2 separate regions of the Mus musculus genome follow, and region 2 is linked to region 1. The links are chromatin loops, found by intact Hi-C in ENCODE. Cell type or tissue: left cerebral cortex. All regions are shown on one strand. Links, peaks and the distances in the headings refer to the core of each region. The heading gives the core; the rest is flanking DNA. Region 1 has its middle 22 kb from the start of Pgm2. Region 2 holds the start of 0610040J01Rik (RIKEN cDNA 0610040J01 gene).

Region 1 (8,714 bases), core at 268-8,267:
CCTTTGTTACTGCCTGGAATTCCAGATCTGGGGGGCCTAGCACTGGTTCATTGGGCACCTGCTTTTGCATGCCCATAACACACACACACACACACACACACACACACACACAATTAAAAATAATAAAATAGGTGTTGGAGGGATGGCTCAGCAGTTACAAGCACTGACTGCTCTTCCTAAGGACCTGGTCTCAATTCCTAGCACCTACACGGCATCTTATAGTTGGTGACTCCAGTCCCAAGGCATCCTTTGCTCTCTTCTGACCTTTCCAGACACCAGGCATGCGCAGGACACACAGACTAACACTCAGGTACCTATATACTCTTATATGCATAAAATAAATGAATAAAATTATCTTTAAAATACCCATTTCTATATATTTTGATACCTAAATCCCTGCAGGTTCCTCCCCTGGAAGGGAAAAGCTACAGATACAGAGTTGCTTACATGGGGCATTCTTGACCTGCCACGACACCAACGAAGAGAGAGGCTGAATCTTTGTTATACTCGCAACACCTTATGTAATCTTACAAGAATTTTCAGAATTCTGTTTCTATTCAGAGAGGAAACATCTGCTCAGCTCTAAGATCTTCACCAGCCTGACTCTGGTTAGACTGAATATTTAACACACACCTTCAAGTAAATGTGAAAGTGCAGTATATGGAAATGATGTAAGCAGAAATTACCCCATAGTCAATGATTGCATCAAACTTAGTTGAAGTCATAGCAACTCTAGCTTAAAAGCAATTAGTAGGTCTATTTTTTAAATCCATCATCATAATTTAGTTAAACAGCATTTCCTTTCTTTTGTTTACTTGTTTAGGATAATTATTGTAGCCTTAAATGAAATGAAAATATTTATTTGATTTCCCTGTATCACCTTGAAGCAATATTTTATTTAAAAATATTCTATTATTTGCTGCTTCCAGATCTTGGATACTTGAGGTTTACCAGAACCCCCCAGCAGTCAACTAGACATTTGAAGAGGGAATTTCTGGTTTCGTTGGAGACTCAGTTGTGTCATGTTTTTCCGGAAACTGTCTTATGAGAGGTTTTGCTGAGAACAGAATGTGGTATTTTTCTGGAAGTTGCCTGGGGAAAGGGCATGTGCTCTTTTGCTGGACTGAATGCTTGAGAAGTGCTTGACATTTGAAAAGAGTATATGGCACATGCCTTTAATCCCAGCAGTTGGGAAGCAGAGGCAGGTGGATTTCTGAGTTCGAGGCCAGCCTGGTCTACAAAGTGAGTTCCAGGACAGCCAGGGCTACACAGAGAAACCCTGTCTCGAGAAAAAAAAAAAGAGTATAAGTATAACCCAACAGACAGTGATCAATGCTCTTGAATTGATTCACCTTGCAAATCTTTAGGCTTTGCAGAGCCCATTCTTCGATGACTGCACTCTAGCATTGGTTTGTCTTTCTTTCTTCACTGATCCTCACTTGTCGAGATTTCATAGAGAGGAATGCACCAAAGAACTTCTGCTGGTATTGCCGCTCCCACTTCTGCTAGCTCGTGCTCATCTGCAGAGCCTCGAGGTTTCTTCTGGATCCAGCTGCTGCTGCTGATTCCTGTTTGGTGTTTTCCTAGTGGACTGGACTGCTGACAGTGAAGATTGGAATCAACCCCAAGACCCGTGTCTAAACACAATCCTGGTTTCCTATTAACCTTTCTTTCCCCCTAGCTCTGGTAGGTGGTGGACTAGAAGGAAGGTTGAAGAGTTAAAGATCCATAATTAAAGTAGGTTTTGAAAAGTCTAAGCCTACAGACATTTGTGTTCTGAGCCTGACACCAGCAGTTCAGGCCCACCTATCCAGTAGTAGCTGGAGGAAAGGACTCACCTGTCCCATCCTCCAACCCATGGTTGCCATAATAGCTATGCCAAGGAGGGAAGGAAGGCAAAGGAACTAACATGACCCCAGGTGAATAGTTACTCCTCTGAACAGGGGTCACTAGGGTATCTGCATCACTGAAAACCCCATGTCAGTCAAGCATTCTCCAAAGCTTCATCAATGTAGTCCCCTGCACAACGGGCAGGCAGCTACATCACCAGGTCTTCTCCTCCGCAGCAGCTGCACGCTGCTTACGTCACTCAGGGACAGGCCCTGCAGTCTTGCAAGCTTATTGTGAGTTTTCTTTGTCCTAGAGCTTCTTCTCATTCCTCCACAGGAAAGGCTTCAGGCTGGTGGGAAGAGCTACGCCACGGTACGAGTACAAAGAGGCTGTGCCACATTACAGAGAAAGCAAGAAGGCAGGCATGGGTCCATGCCTCAGGTGGTGGATGGACGAGTCTACGAGGCTATCAGGGTAACGGTGTTGATGCCACCTTATGGCATACAAGGTGAAGCCAGAAGTCAGAAGACATAGGGAAACTCCAGAACATGGTGAAATCCTAGAATCGATGAGACAGAAACACCTAGCTCTTTAGGAAATTAAGAAATCTAGTGTAGCCGGGCGGTGGTGGCACACGCCTTTAATCCCAGCACTCGGGAGGCAGAGGCAGGCGGATTTCTGAGTTCGAGGCCAGCCTGGTCTACAGAGTGAGTTCTAGGACAGCCAGGGCTATACAAAAAAACCCTGTCTCAAAAAACCAAAACAAACAAACAAACAAACAAAAAGAAATCTAGTGTGAAGATAGTGAAGACGAAGGATGTGTGACTGGGTGTGGTGTGCTCTGAGTTTCCCAAGAATTGTCTTACCGTTGGGATTTTGGCCTTTACCTGTGAAAAATAAAACTTCATTTAACATGGTTATTGCTTGTTGAAGCAAATGCATCTATTTCCATTAAACTGTCTTTATTATATTCTTTGGAAGCTCAAGATTCCACAGGATCTTAAGTGACGTGTTAACCTTTTGCTCTTTATATGTAATGTAATGTATTGTGGGAGTAAAACATAATATGCATAGTTTTCAGGGGGAAAAAGCATCTTTTCACTTTCGAATCCCTTATTTCTAAGGAGCGATGTTTTGCCTCCTAGTCATCAGGGACTATAGCAAGCCTTCAAGCCAGCACATCTGTTTGCAGAGACTTTATGGTCTAATTACCCAGATGTTCTGTTGAGAGCTCTCCTCAAATTTAAGGTTGACATAAATATACATTTGGAACTAGAGAGAAAATATGGTATTTTTCATACTTATGTAGCCAAGTGCATTTTAGTGACAATTTTCATATTTTACACATCTTTTTATTGTTTGTATTGTCATTGTTCTTCCCAAAGCATTTTTTAAAATGTAATTTTTTTACACATGGGTAGCAATTAAAACATACATGGTTTTTGTATATTTGGAGTGCATGCACTTGTGCCTGTGTGCATCCATGTGTATGTGTATATGTGTGCACATGTGCACATCTTTCAGAGCACTCAAGTGGGGGTCATAGCATCAGCCTTGTCAGAAGATGCCATTAACCATAGAACCAGATCCCTGGTCCATGGATGGCAGCTTCAGAAATTGAACTCTAGCTGATAAGGAATTATCTTGACAATAGAAATGTTGATATAATAGATGATATTATATTAGGTTACAGTTTACTCTTATATAGCGTATCCCCAAGTAGAAATGAAAATGGGATAGAAAAATAAATTTACATAGGAAATTTCTTCATATTAAAAAGATACCTTTTAGGGATACATAAAACATTTCATGTTTATCTTCATAATCCCAGAACTCAAGAGACTGAGGCAAGATAATTATTGTGAATTAGAGGCTAGCTTCAGCTACATAGTGTGTTTACACACATACACTCACATCATATATATATATGTATATATATTAAAAGGCATAATTTTCTTTCTTTTTTTAAAAGTTAAATTTTTATGTGTATGTTTCTATGTCTATAAGCATTTATTTTACATGTATTCAAATGTCTATGAAGGCCAGAAGAAGGCAGTAGTTCTCCTGGAGTTGGAGGAGTCACAGATGGTTATCAGATTCCTGATGTGGGTGCTGGGAACTGAACTTGGATCCCCTCAGAGAGCATCATGTGCCCCTAACTGCTAAGTTAGCTCACTACCCAGGGGTTATTTTCTTTCAAAGTGATTCATTGCAAACCACAATTGTGTGCTTTATGAATAAGAATAAAACCCTCTTCAATGTACAAATGAAAAGCTACTGCCATAAATTCTACCAACTAAAAATCTATTTTTGTATCTCATGTTAGTTTGAAATCTTTGTAAAAGATTCCAGCTATTTTATTATTTCCTTTTCTTTTAATGATGACTTGAAATTTTACCGGTTCTGAGTGGAGAAACAGATTTTAGTTGGCTCAAAAATGGGTTTGTCTGCCAGCAAGATGACTCACTTACAAACACACTTGCCACCGAGCTAGATAGTCTGAGTTTGACTCCCAGAAACTAAGGTAGAAGGAGAAAACTGACTCTCACAGGCTGTCCCTGACTCAAACACACACACACACTTCTCCAGGGAAGAGCCCCCAAATTGGTTATCCAGTACCAAGTGATCAACACTGAAGTCACATACATACTATTAGCATTTTATGGGTTAAGCAGGTTGAATTTATATATTTAGGAATGTATGTATGAATATATATATATACACAAAGAAAAAAGGACATGATTTTGAGAGAGAGAGAGAGAGAGAGAGAGAGAGAACAAGAGCAAGCAAGATGGATGAGGTGGTTTGGTTTGGAGGAAGGAAAGAAGAGAATGATGTCATTATGTTTTAAGTTTTAATTTTGTACTCTTCATTATTCATTGAAGAACAAAACATGAACAGCAGGAAATGTAATCCAGCTAAAACCGGAAGTGATTTTGAGGTCAATCTCTATGCTGAGCTTTCCCGGTCTGTGTCTACTCTTTTCACAGCTGGGTAAACTGGGTTTTAAACAGCCCCCTGATTTGTCTTAAATCACACTTGCAGCAGCAATGAGTCAGATCTGCCAAACAGTTCCAGACTTACTATAGGATGGGGATCATCTTACTGGTGAGGTCCTTAGTGGGGCTTTAGCATGCCTTTTCTAGTTGGCTAGCTGGGAGGCACTGTTGTACAGGAAAAGCATGGAGAAGGGTGGAGGTGAGATCTGGCTTTTGCCACCTGGTGGCAGATCGTGGCAAATTACCAGCGGAATTAATGGGAACAGTGACCAAGAGTCAGGAGCTTAGAAGACATGCCCAGGGCTTCAACTCATAGTCATGGCCATCATTATGAGGAATATATTTTCATTGGGAATAATGTACTCTAGTGGTATGCTTTTAATATTAACTACATATTTTATTATTAACTTCTCATTGATGCTTTAATTCTCCATGTTTCCCTACATTCTCAGCAGAAGATCTCTTGGTATCCTCAGTTTCCCTCATTTGCAGCAGGAGGGAGAAACTGAACAAAGCTTTTACCGTCCACGTGCTCGAGAGCTAAAGAAAAATAAATATTGGCCCCTCAAAGGAAAGTCTTTCAGTCAGAATTATCTGCATCAGCCTTCTACAAGGCAGATCACCCTACAAGGCACATAGATATAGTTCCCAGTCCCCTAGTATGCACTCAAAATACTGAACCGAGAAATGATTGTCAGGAGTTGCAAACTGGTGGGGGCATGCATAAATGACAGTAAAATAAACATTTCCAAATGAGCAGATAAGAGTAGGAGAAAAGTCATTTGGATTCACACTTCATAGACGTGCTAAAGTCACTTCAAATGGGCCAGAGAGTTCAGTTTTATTGAATTGCAGTATGCTGAAATAAAATCTCTCATGAAAAACATCCTAACAAATTGAGTACAGCTGTGGAGAGAAGTATTTGAAAATTTGAGCAGCACAGGCTGTGAGCACAGAGAGGTGCAATCCATATACACTCAGTAAGATGAATGTATGAACACATATAGTATATTCAAACCAACAGGGGAAGAAATGGCTGAATGGTGGGAACACTTGACAACACCTGACTCATTTGCTACGGAGTCTAACCACACACAGATGTAGAAACCAACAGGCAGAAAACACTCCGTAGCTAATTCAAGGTGATATGGAGCAAGGCATGAAGAACATTGTAGAAAGGAAATTCATGAGGGGGGGGAGTGTTAAATGTGAATAGAAAGAGTGATTTCCAGGGTAGTTGGAGATGCATGTTCGGCATGAAAAAACAAGATATGATGTTAGTAAATCACTGAAGAAGAGATGTATCCCTCTCCCCTTCCCTTCCTTTCCCTTCCCTTCCCTTCCCTTCCCTTCCCTTCCCTTCCCTTCCCTTCCCTTCCCTTCCCTTCCCTTCCCTTCCCTTCCCTTCCCTTCCCTTCCCTTCCCTTCCCTTCCCTTCTTCCCCTTCTTCCCCTTCTCCTTCTTCCCCTTCCCTTCTTCCCCTTCCTTTCTTCCCCTCCCCCTTCTTTCCCCTTCCCCTTCCTCTTCCCCTTCCCCTTCCCCTTCCCCTTCCCCTCCCCTTTCTCACTGTATAGCCCAGGCTGGCCTCAACTCAGAATCTTCCTGCCCCAGCCTCCTAATGCTAAGATATACATGTTCACTTTACAGTGTGTTTCAGGTGCTTCTAAGATTCTCCACATCTCACTTCTGGAGAGGTGGCTCAGTGGTTAAGGGCACTTGTTGCTCTTGCAGGGTACTGGGATTCCGTTTCCGTTGTTACCTACATGGCAGATAACAAAGCCTTCTGTAACTCTAGTTCCAGGAGTCCAACACTGTCTATTGGCCTGTCTAGACACTGTATGGACACGGTGCATGCACATACATGCAACGCAAAACACTCACGTACACAATTCATAAATAAGTCTTTTAAAATCTGTACATTCTTTTAAAAATCTTTGTTTTAAAATATGTGTATGTGCATATATGCCATTGTGTGGGTATGTGCACATCCATGCAGGTACCATCAGAGGACAGAGGTATTGGATCCCCTAGAGCTGGAGTTATAGGGAGTTTTGTGCCACCTGACCTGGGAGTTGGAAACTGAACTCAGACACTTCAAGTACTGTTAACTTCTGAGCCATTTCTCCAGCCCTCTTCATATGCTTTAATCTAGTCATTCTGTTGGAAAGATACTCTAAAGGAATAAACTAAAAAGAAACAATATTAGTTGTATAAATATATCTGCCTTGTTTATATTGTATGTAAGCATAAAGAAAAAATGTATCCCATTCAAAACACACGTGATGTATATATGTATATATGTGTATATGTATGTATATACATATATACATATACATATATATATATACACACACATACATATACACATATATGTGTGTGTGTGTGTGTGTGTGTGTGTGTGAACATCATCTTTAGGCACAATAAGTTTATTTGGTCAGGGAAAATACTGAGAATTGTTTCAGTGTCAGAAGTGTGTGTGTACATGTGTTTATGTTGGGGCTTCAACCTAATGTCTGAGGAGTTCTAGGCACTAACTCCTCCATGCTACATTTCCAGCCCTGGTGACTCTTAAGCTGATGAAGAAGCACTGAGTGTGGGCACAGTCACAGGCAATGATTGCTTATTCGGGAGATTTTCTGTCTCATGGTCTGTAGTCCCACCATGGGCAGAGGATTAAGTTGTTTTCTGAAAGTTCCTGGGCAGAGAATGAGGCAGGCAAGAGATGGTGGAGAGGATTCAAGAAGAAATGTCTTGGAGCTGCAGGAACTATTTGAGGGGAATCGATAAGAAGCCAAGAGTTCCTGGAAGGACTGGGCTTGCAGTCACAGTCCCTGAATTTCTGACTTTGTTCCAGTATGAAGAATGTGTGATTCCTCACCCCCTCCCACGTGCTCTGTCACCACCCCAAAGTCACAATGTGGAAACAAAGACAGGGTGGGAGATGGAGTGGAAAAATAAAGAGTGATGTCACAGGTAGAAAGGATGCCCTCGAGCAAGGGAGAGAGGATTGGTGAACCTATTCACCAGGAGTTTGAAGTAACAGAATTAACAGAAAACCAAAAACCTTTCTTTTAAGTAGAAAATTAGCTGCTCATAGATCAGAGGGGAGGTTGAAGAATCAGGCTTAGAGAACAGAAGCCAAGGGACATGAGAAATCATCACCAGAAGGCCACCCTTCTGGAGTGGCTTGCCAGTGTTGCCAAGGGTCCATTTCTGGACTTCCCTTATCTAAACTATCATAAGAACATGTTATTAACTACCCATTGTCTCTGGTGGTCAAGAATTGAGTCCTCAAGCAAGAGCTTCTATTGTCTAACCTCTGGCTGACTGTCCTGTTTCTGCCTTCAGGAGACAGAATGGCATCTCACCTTCTTAGCTAGACCCCTTTATGGCATGGGAATCTCTCCCTCCCAACAGAGGTCATCTGAGGATTCTCCACAGCTAGAAAGGGGGCTTAGGCACAGAAGAGGAAAACAAATGAGGCATAGCACAGGGAACAGCAGCAAGCCTCTGCTGCTCATCAGGGGCCCAGAGTGGGTGTCTGCACGATGCTCACACTGTGAGGTTTAGACCTAGCTCACTGCATGGAGCCTGTATGTAAGGGTTACCTTACCATGGTGTCTTCTGTAAGGTTCTCTCAACTTGTGGTTTCCTCTAAAGAGACTCTTGGTAGCTTGGCCAAAGAGAATTCAGGTTCTTTTATTTGAATATTAATTACTAATATTGACTCATATCACATAGCACTCACATGCACACGAGAAAACACACACACATGCACATGCTGGAAATGTAGCCAAACATGTTTGTGTCTTTCCACAATTTTAGAATTTATTGAGTAATAATAAATTCATAAGGTTTAGTGGTTTCAATGACAATTGACCATAG
Region 2 (8,714 bases), core at 174-8,173, 260 kb after region 1:
CTTTTTTTAACCTTAGATTCTTAACAATAGCAAAATTACAAATAGCTATTCTTAACAATAGCAAAATTATGAAGTATCAAAGAAATAATTTTATGGTTGGAGTCACTATAACACAAGGAACTATACTAAAGAGTCACAGCATTAGGAAGGTTGAGAACCACTGATTTGGCCAAATCTTTGCATTTACTGCACACAAATGGCCAATTTAGGTATTCAGTTATTAGATGGGATGTGGTTGGCATCGAGAACAATAAAACAAAAAGAAAGTGTGAAATTCTTTTCTCGAGCAATCTTCTCTGGGGCTAATGAACAGTGAATGAATTAAAAAACCCACGAAAGTGTACACCAATACACATTGCATGTAGCTTGGAGTCAACCATTAAGAGAGACCCTCCTCTCTAGCATGAAATGGTTTTCATAGACAATAATATTCCTCCAGACACCATCTGTCCTCTTTGTGACACACAGCAGGTCATGCTCAGCCCAGCTTGGGGAGTCAGGAGATTTCTATTCCAACAGGAATTTAAGGTACGCCAGAGAGTGTACAGATGAGGCCATAGTTTTTCTTCGATTTTGCCTTAACACTTCAAAGTCTACATAAAAAAGCAATAAGTTGTTAAAAAGTGATGGAAACAAGCTGTGTGTGTGTGTGTGTGTGTGTGTATGTGTGTGTGTGTGTGTGTGTGTGTCTGTGTGTCTGTGTGTGTGTGTGTGTATGTGTGTGTGTGTGTGTGTGTATGTGTGTGTGTGTGTCTGTGTGTGTGTGTGTGTGTCTGTGTGTGTGTGTGTGTGTGTGTGTGTGTGGTGCAACTGTACAGAAGCATAGCTTATGTTTACCAACATGAAAGAAAAAAAAACCTAATTTGGTAAACTAATATCAAGGACCAGAGTCACTAAAACTTTTATGTATGTATGTATGTATGTATGTATGTATGTATGTATGTATGTATGTTTTTGAGACAGGGTTTCTCTGTATAGCCCTGGCTGTCCTGGAACTCCTTCCGTAGACCAGGCTGGCCTCAAACTCAGAAATCTGCCTGCCTCTGCCTCTGCCTCTGCCTCCCAAGTGCTGGGATTAAAGACGTGCACCACACCCGGCTCACTAAAACTTTCTTACCGTTCAGACTGTAAGTGCCACTGCTTCCCTAAGCACCCTTTGAACGGATTCACTTCTCTGTCTCTTCTGCGAAGTGGGTAGCAGTTGCCTTCAGCTGTGTCTGTAGATTCTCCCTTTCTACCTCTCTCACCGCAGCTAGAGGGAGCTTTCAAGAACAGATATGTGCCTTGCTTCAAACCCTTCAAAGCTTTCTCCCAAGACTAGATTCTTGAGGCTGAGCTGTCTGTGTCCCTAGCACCCAGCCAACGGCTTAGAGTTGATAGGTTCACACACACGTGGTCTCGAAGGCCAGGTCAGAGTTCATTTGATTTTTCGAGAGCCGTTTGTGCTGAATGAATAGAGCTCCCTGCTCATGGTTAAGATTTCAGACACCATATTTCTCCGATCTTAGCCGACCTTCACTGTAGCTCAGTAATGTGTAGGGTTTCTGACCACAGTGAACCATAGGTTAGGCTATTTAATTACCTGCTTCAGAAGCATAGTCACTGTTTAGTACTTCAGATACATTTTTAAGACAGAGTAATTTTGATGTTCTACCATTTTTCTGAAGATCTCCATCTCTATGGAACCATGGTGTTCACAGGGGTAAAACGTGAGAAGACAAATGATTGGGATTTCAGTTTGTTCCCTCAGTATTCAGGAAATAAACAGAGTAAGAGATTTCAGCTCCAGGCCTGTGTAGCTCTGGGGGTTAAGATCAGACACTAAAAAGACCGTGACTGGTCTCCCCATCTGACCTGCAGACCATGAATTCTCCACGCCTGTCCTTCCTTCCCTATGATGGTCCAGTTAGATCTTGACAGCGTTCTTTTCTGAATTATCAAGGGGGTTTATCTGCAACCAAACAATCACTCTAATGATCAAATTTAGAAATGAGACAGGTTCTTTAAGCAAGAACCCAAACGAGCCCAATCAGGGTCCCTGGGAAATTGTAGAAGTGGGTCCATGTAAGACACTGTCTAGGGAGGGAAAACTAGCTCTAAGGAGGCTAGTACTCAGTCACGCAAAAAGCCGGAGTCCTTTCTAAGAAACATGGGCAGTGGGCTACTGGGCACCTCCACCAGTGACAGGAAGAGGTCAGGGCTTGCTTTGCCCTTGGGCTGAGACTGGCTCCTGGTCCCAGCATTGAGAACACAGGTTTCAGGTTCTGAGAAGTGCTGGGTCAGAAGTTAGGGAATCTTTCCATTTTTAGGAAAGAGAATGTGCTGAGACAGTAAGCAAGGGTTTTGTTTTGTTTTGTTTTGTTGTTTGTTCGTTTGTTTCATCTTAAATTCCAGGTCTGCAAAATTTCTTTGGAATATAGTGAACATGAACCACATTTATCTTTAGAAATTACTAGGTATCAAAACCTTCCTGGGTAATGAGTCCCCAGGGGGCATGAAATAAACATTGATTGTAGAAGAAGTGAAGGAGCAGGATCAAAAGATGGGCAAGAGTTGGTGAGCAGGAGAAATGAACCACACATCACCTTCCTGTGTCTGCCTGTCACCTCTGAATCTCCCACTGAGCCTTGGAGCTGGCTGTTTACTGATTCTTCATACTTCCCAGAAACACTAACAACCCAGAACTCTCCTAAAGGACCGAGGCTCCATATTGTTGTTGTGGAGACCTGTCCTAGGACAAGGATTTTTACCAAAGAGGCTAGCAAGGTGTTTCAGAGGCACTGGTGCTTAGATGAGGAGAGCTACCATCTCCTCTTTACAGTAGTAACTGGAAACATATATGGGAGATACTATTATTTCTTCCTAAAAATAGTATCAACTAGACAAGTATAAGGGAAATACTATTGTATCCTCCTTAAGATAGTATTAACTGGAAAATTATGTGGGAGGAAACAACTTCAACAAATACAGAACCAACTGCCTTTAAAAAATAACCACTACTCCCACTTCTTTTCCATTCACGGTTCCAAGACTTTCTTTTCTCCAGCGATATTCTTCACCATAGCTGAGTTACAGCCACCCAAGGCAATCAGCCACAGGCCACAACCAACAAACACTCTCGCAGAAACCAGCACAGAAGTGACTCCTGGAACACCCACTTCCTCTACATTCATCGCGCAAATGTCTATACCAGGATGGAAAAGTAGACATTCAGAGTCGATGGAGATGGAATTATTTTGTTTTGCATTTAAGGTTAATTATGGTTCTGGGAGTGGGTAAAAGTCCCCCTGATATCTGCCTGGTATTACTGGAAAATTCTGCATTGGTGATATATATATATATATATAATCTCACCTCATCAGGGCTGTCCAGGCTACAAAGACCCAGGCGATTGACCTGGTAGATATTTGTCTATTAAATATTTACAGCCTGCGACCATTTAGCTCTCTCTCTTTGGCGCCCACTTTCCTAGTCCCAGGCTCTTGCGGAACACCACAGCGTCGTTGTCCCTTCATGCACCCTCACCATCGCCATAGACCCAACCCCAGAACCCAAGGACATTTCAAAGAAGGGCGGGGGCGATCAAATTCCTTTCCCGTTTTAATCAATAAAACCCCCCTAGAAGCGTAAATATGGTGACCCCGGGACACAGGGAGATGGGAAGATCTCTTACAATTTGTCCAGGTTTAAGTTCCCAGGAACAGCAGAGAGCTCAGGAATTGGGAGTTTAAAAATAAACCATTTTACCCAACCAGCACCAGCGCCTTTAGTTTGGAAACCTGTTTCTTGTCGCCACTCTTAGCATGCCTAGGTTGAATTCCGTGACTTCTCCTGAAGTCATCAAATCATCCATTGCCTTGCCTCATAGTTCCTCCTCGCGTCCCCTTGAGAGAAGGGGAGCCCAGAAGCAAAGTCGGGACTCCCGCCCAGGACCAGCCCTCTTCCCGGAGGAGCCCGGCGCAGTCCCGGACCGTACTTACCTGCGGCGGGGCGGCGGCTCCAGAGTCGCGGCGCCCATGGCTTCGTGGGCCTCGGGCGTCCGCGCTGGGACACGCGAGTGGGTCAGCGACGCCCGGAGCCTGTCGCGCTGCAGCCTCAGCCCGGGCTGCGGTCATTGGGCCGCCGCGTCACGTGGACGGGGAGCGGGCGAGCCTCCCAGGCAAGGGTAACCCTTTACCTGCGCCTTGGCCCGCGTGCGCAGGCGACAGGGACAAGGGGACGTCCGGTGATCTATGTTTGAGTGAGTGGTCAGCGAGCCAGCCCGCATTAGTTGCTAGATCGAGCGCACATTGCTTGTCGCCCGCCCGATGGCTAGACAATCTGCTCAGACGCTGCAGTGACGGTCGTTCCTAGGGGCTACAAACTTGCCTGTGCCCCAAAGGCTATTAGTGGGACACGTGAAAGAACCCCGGTTTCAGACCCCTTCCCTTGGAGTGTCAGGATATGGGACACTTCACCCAACACACTTTACCTACGAAGGGTAGAGAACCGGTGCTTTAATCTTGAAATTCGGTTTAAGATTTCGGTCTTCGGTCCACCTGGCCCAGAAGCTGTGGAGAGCTGGCATTTCCAGAAGCCAGGAAAATGTGTTGAGCAATTGCGCCATCTAGCTTCCTCTCTTTCCTCTCCATGCTCAAGGCTCGCAGTGAGAGGATTAAAAGGCAATGCGGGGAGAAGCAACTGAGAGAACTTCCCAAAGACCTAATTTTCTCCAGCGAGTTTTGAGTTGGACATCCCCGCTGTCTTCACAGGCATTTGCCACGCTCTATGGGAGAACACTCAGTGGTTTTTTTGTCCTTTTTAGTGCTAAAATACCTTTGTGCTTTCAAATGTCGATTTACGAGGGAAATCATACGTTGTTGAATGTCATTTATTGATTTGAAGAAAAAAATTTCTTGTTAGAATAAATGATGCTCAGGTTCAATTTCCAGCCTTGTCAGAAATTCCATGGGATACTGGTCCATTTATATATGAATTAGGTTTTTCGGATCAAAAAGAGACTTTGGAATTTGTTTTGGGTTTTTAGAGTCAGTGGGGAGAAACTTTGAGGTTCAACTCAGTAGTAGTAAAGAGAGGAAGGTAAGAAACTTGATAATGCCTTTAGTTTTCTTTTAACTCTTGGGTATTTAAAGTTCTTTTAAAGTAATTGTTTTGTTGAGAACTACATACACAATTGCATCTGATTGTTGTTTACAATATCACCAAAGCTTTCCAATGCTGCCTGCCATGTTTAAAGATATTTTGGGGTGGGGGGAGGTATATATGGGAATTCTCAGATCAACGGTGTGTGTGTGTGTGTGTGTGTGTGTGTGTGTGTGTGTGTGTGTGTGTATGTGTGTGTGTGAAGGTATCTGGAGAGGTTCTCCAAGGTCGTGTTCACTCACCTGGGAATTCCCGAGCGGCACTAGTCCTTGGCTATTTCCTGCTCCAGCCACAAGGGTACCCCTTGCACGGGTACACAGGGAACTTATTTTCTCCCTATTTTGCTGCTGAGTCTGGAATTCTAGAATGCAAGAGCTATTTCATTTACTTCCGTGTTCTTGGTGGAATGTGTGACTGGGTAAATGCTTGCTGACTGAATTCATCAGCTACTTCTGTATATTTGGAGAGAAACAAACAAACAAACAAACAAACAAACACAAACTTGGGCATACTAGTAACATCCAGTGATCTTTAGTAAACTAGCTGAATTTCTCACCTGCAAACTAGTAAAGATGTTAGAAGTTACTGTCACCAAGTGACTACTGGGCACTGAGTTCTTTATTTTCATGTACTTTGAGAAAGCTAACCAAGATGCTAGTGATGTACTGGAATTAGGTCCATGGTCCTTTCTTTTCACCTATAAATGTGGAATAATAATAGTGCCAAACTTTTGAGACTATTGTGTAGACGCCATGGCTTTGTGTCTGGAGCTCCTGGAATATTCTAGGGCCCCTTCGGCACCTGGTCAATTTGAATAATTACCGGTAAGTGAGGTCTTCCACATCTGGCCAACCTCAGTGGTGAAAAAAAAATCAGTAGCACTCAAGTTTTTAGTAGCTCATCTTTTATTCATACAAACGATACATACACAAGACTGTATATTGTTTGAACACTGAAATAACTTTCTAGTGTAACAACTCTGTAACAAAATTTTAACTAAATGTAACATTTATGAAAATATAAATCTCTGATTGGGTAATTCATCCCAACAATACAAAGTTTACATAAAAACATTCAACATGAGCTATCAGTTGCAAACATGTTAGGAAAAAAAATCATTCAAGTCACTTGTTACACTCTAGAGGTTTTTTTTTTTTTCTTTTTTCTTTTTTTTCACAGAACACTCACACACTACATGTAACCCACCTAGGCATTTAGTTCTTAGAAATGTATGGCATGGACGTTCAACTGATAAGAACAGGAATAAGAATGTGTTGGCTGAAGAGCTGAAAGTATGGACTCCAGATCACGTGTATATAGATCTTAGCCCTTCAAGGGCTTCCACTTACTGGTTGGTAGCTAAACTAGGAGGAATACATTGAACAAAGGTGTTTCACCATGGAGAAGGGTGTTGCTATCTGAACAACACCTTCAAATGCTTACGTGTTAAATCCTTCCACCAGTGGAATACAACTGGATTCTCTAGGGGTTTAGATAATTTTCCCTTTTCCTACCGTGTCAGCAATCAAGATGGCACTGTGTAATGTTTTTCTCATATCACTCCCTGGCATCCCCACCAGGTTAACAGGCTACAGCAGAAACTATCCCCGTCTTCATTTTGCAGTCCACAAAAGCAATAAACTCGGTGAGGCTAGAGGTCAAACTACAGGTACATGCTGAGTCACAAGCAGAGCCAGGATGAAAATAAGCTGGTTCTTTGTTCAATGTTCTGATTTAAGTAAGTTCCACTTTGAGAGAAAATCAAACCAATTACTATCAGTGACCCCCTTGAGAGGTCTTCCAGGACATGCCACGTGGAGGACTTGGAAGGAAGAAAACCACCTTCACCTTCTGAGATATATTTGCCATCAAATTGATGAAGTCTTTTTTTTTTTTTTTTAATGCCATTTCATAGTTTCAGCCTTGAAACAGTAAGACTGGGAAAGTCCTCAATCTGGAAGTGGAACAGAGAGAGAAGTGTACATACGGTGTGTGGAAGTAAGAAAGTGATTACAAACAGGGAATGATAGGAACCTTTGGATGCCCTTAAGATCTATGGGATATTTTAGCACAGAGACAGGCATATTCAGTTTGTCCCAGAGTTTTTGGTCGTTTATCTGCATTTTACACAGGAGAGAGGCGGAATGAGAGTAAGGCAGTGCCACCAGCGTTTCAGAGATGGTGTGTTTCAAAAGCTTGCTTTTCTATTAAGATACTGCAGGGGTCTGGGAAACATTAGGCTCCCCCACAACTGACTGGAGAGTGCGGACTCTGGTAAAGTACAACAAATAAACGGACAGATGCTTTGATCAAACTCATAATGCCCTTCCCATACCTCTTTACACTCAGCACGAATATGCATCGCAAGAAAAGGCGTGAGCGGACTGTGGCTTCTCATTAAGTGGGATTCTTTTGCAATCCACGAGAGAAACAGTTTAAAAATTACACATCGCATTGCACAGAAACCCTTGCATGCAGTCGTTGTGTTTTGATGAAGACTGACTCTCCATGTTCAGTAGCCCTATGATAATGGTAGTTAGTTCTTGTCCTGGTCCGTTCACCATCTCACATGCTTTGTGTGCTGTCCTGGAAAACCGAAACACATCTGGACACCTTTCTTACACAATTTTGCACCATTAGACCTCTTGCGTTTACACAGTTGTCAGGATCGAGAAACGTAAAGAGATATTAAGGCTGCGTTTGGCTGTCACATCCCCCCCACTCAGAGTCAAACGGTCCTCTGCAATCACGATTTCAACTGGCTTCTGTAGAGCTAATTCTAGTCCAACTGGTCTACCTATAACTACCTCTAGCTTCTCTCATCTGAATCCATGTAGTGAATTGTGCTGATTCTTATTACACAGCAAATTTAAAAGATTGTATTTGCTCTCTTCTGGGGGAGATGGCCATTTTACCGTCTCTTCTGGACATTCTCTATTTTCTCGAATACATTTGGACAAAAAGATGGCACCCAAGTCTCATAGTTTTGTTCCTTTCGTGAGAATATTAGTAAACTGAGAATTCCAGAAATTAGCAGCTCATCATTTGTGTCCAGAAGATGCACTTTGCTTTTTTTTTTCTTCTGTCATACATGGATTATGTATTTCGGTTGAGTAGGATAAACATCGTGTCAGTTATCTGGAGTGTAGCTGTGGCTCCTGGATTCTAGGGCAGCACACACTCGGTCATAACAAGAATTGTGTTTCTTGGAGGGTGTTGCCTCGTTGGACTCAGAAGAGTCACTCACGGTGATGGGGCTGTCTCTTGCAAAGACCTCAGTGGACTCTCGCCATAAGCAATCCACAGACACTTTAAAGGAGTAGCTGTTTGACTTTGGCCTGGATGTCTGCGTTGCATTGTTGAAAATCTGTCTGCTATTCGATGTGGCAATTTTGATCTTCAACGCAGCATCTACACGATCCACAACTGTGTATATCCCTATACTCCCATCATCAAAGCCGACGATGATGTTCAGGTGTCTCTGAGAAAGTGCAAGGAAAGTTGGTGTTTTGTATAGGGAGCAAGCACCGATGTTTTTGCCGTCAGCCAGTCTCATCACTATTAAACTAGAA

Evidence for each region. A loop is a pair of places that touch in the nucleus more often than their neighbours do. Peaks named below come from ENCODE experiments on the same cell type or tissue, not always from the same donor. Only the 100,000 strongest peaks of a DNase experiment are listed, where the experiment ranks them.
Region 2: a loop joins it to region 1, with 2.0 times the contacts of the local background. A loop is called at or near these places in 14 of 42 quality-filtered maps.

Annotation. Positions count from the first base shown.
Region 1 is chr5:64,066,542-64,075,255 of GRCm38, reverse strand. No RefSeq gene overlaps it. Among named protein-coding and RNA genes, the nearest start is that of Pgm2, 22 kb to the left of the region's middle. In left cerebral cortex, for the core only: a CTCF peak has its summit at 5,017 (motif pointing left); DNase peaks (open chromatin) are centred at 536, 4,297, 4,963 and 7,612; H3K27ac peaks cover 591 bases.
Region 2 is chr5:63,807,862-63,816,575 of GRCm38, reverse strand. Nwd2 (NACHT and WD repeat domain containing 2) reads right to left here. Exons shown (of 7, transcript NM_177006.3): 7 at 6,030-8,714. The coding sequence ends at 8,273. 0610040J01Rik (RIKEN cDNA 0610040J01 gene) reads right to left here and starts at 4,081. Exons shown (of 4, transcript NM_029554.4): 1 at 3,981-4,081. In left cerebral cortex, for the core only: CTCF peaks have their summits at 1,249, 4,611 and 5,449; DNase peaks (open chromatin) are centred at 1,291, 4,194 and 4,585; H3K4me3 peaks cover 1,250 bases; H3K27ac peaks cover 263 bases.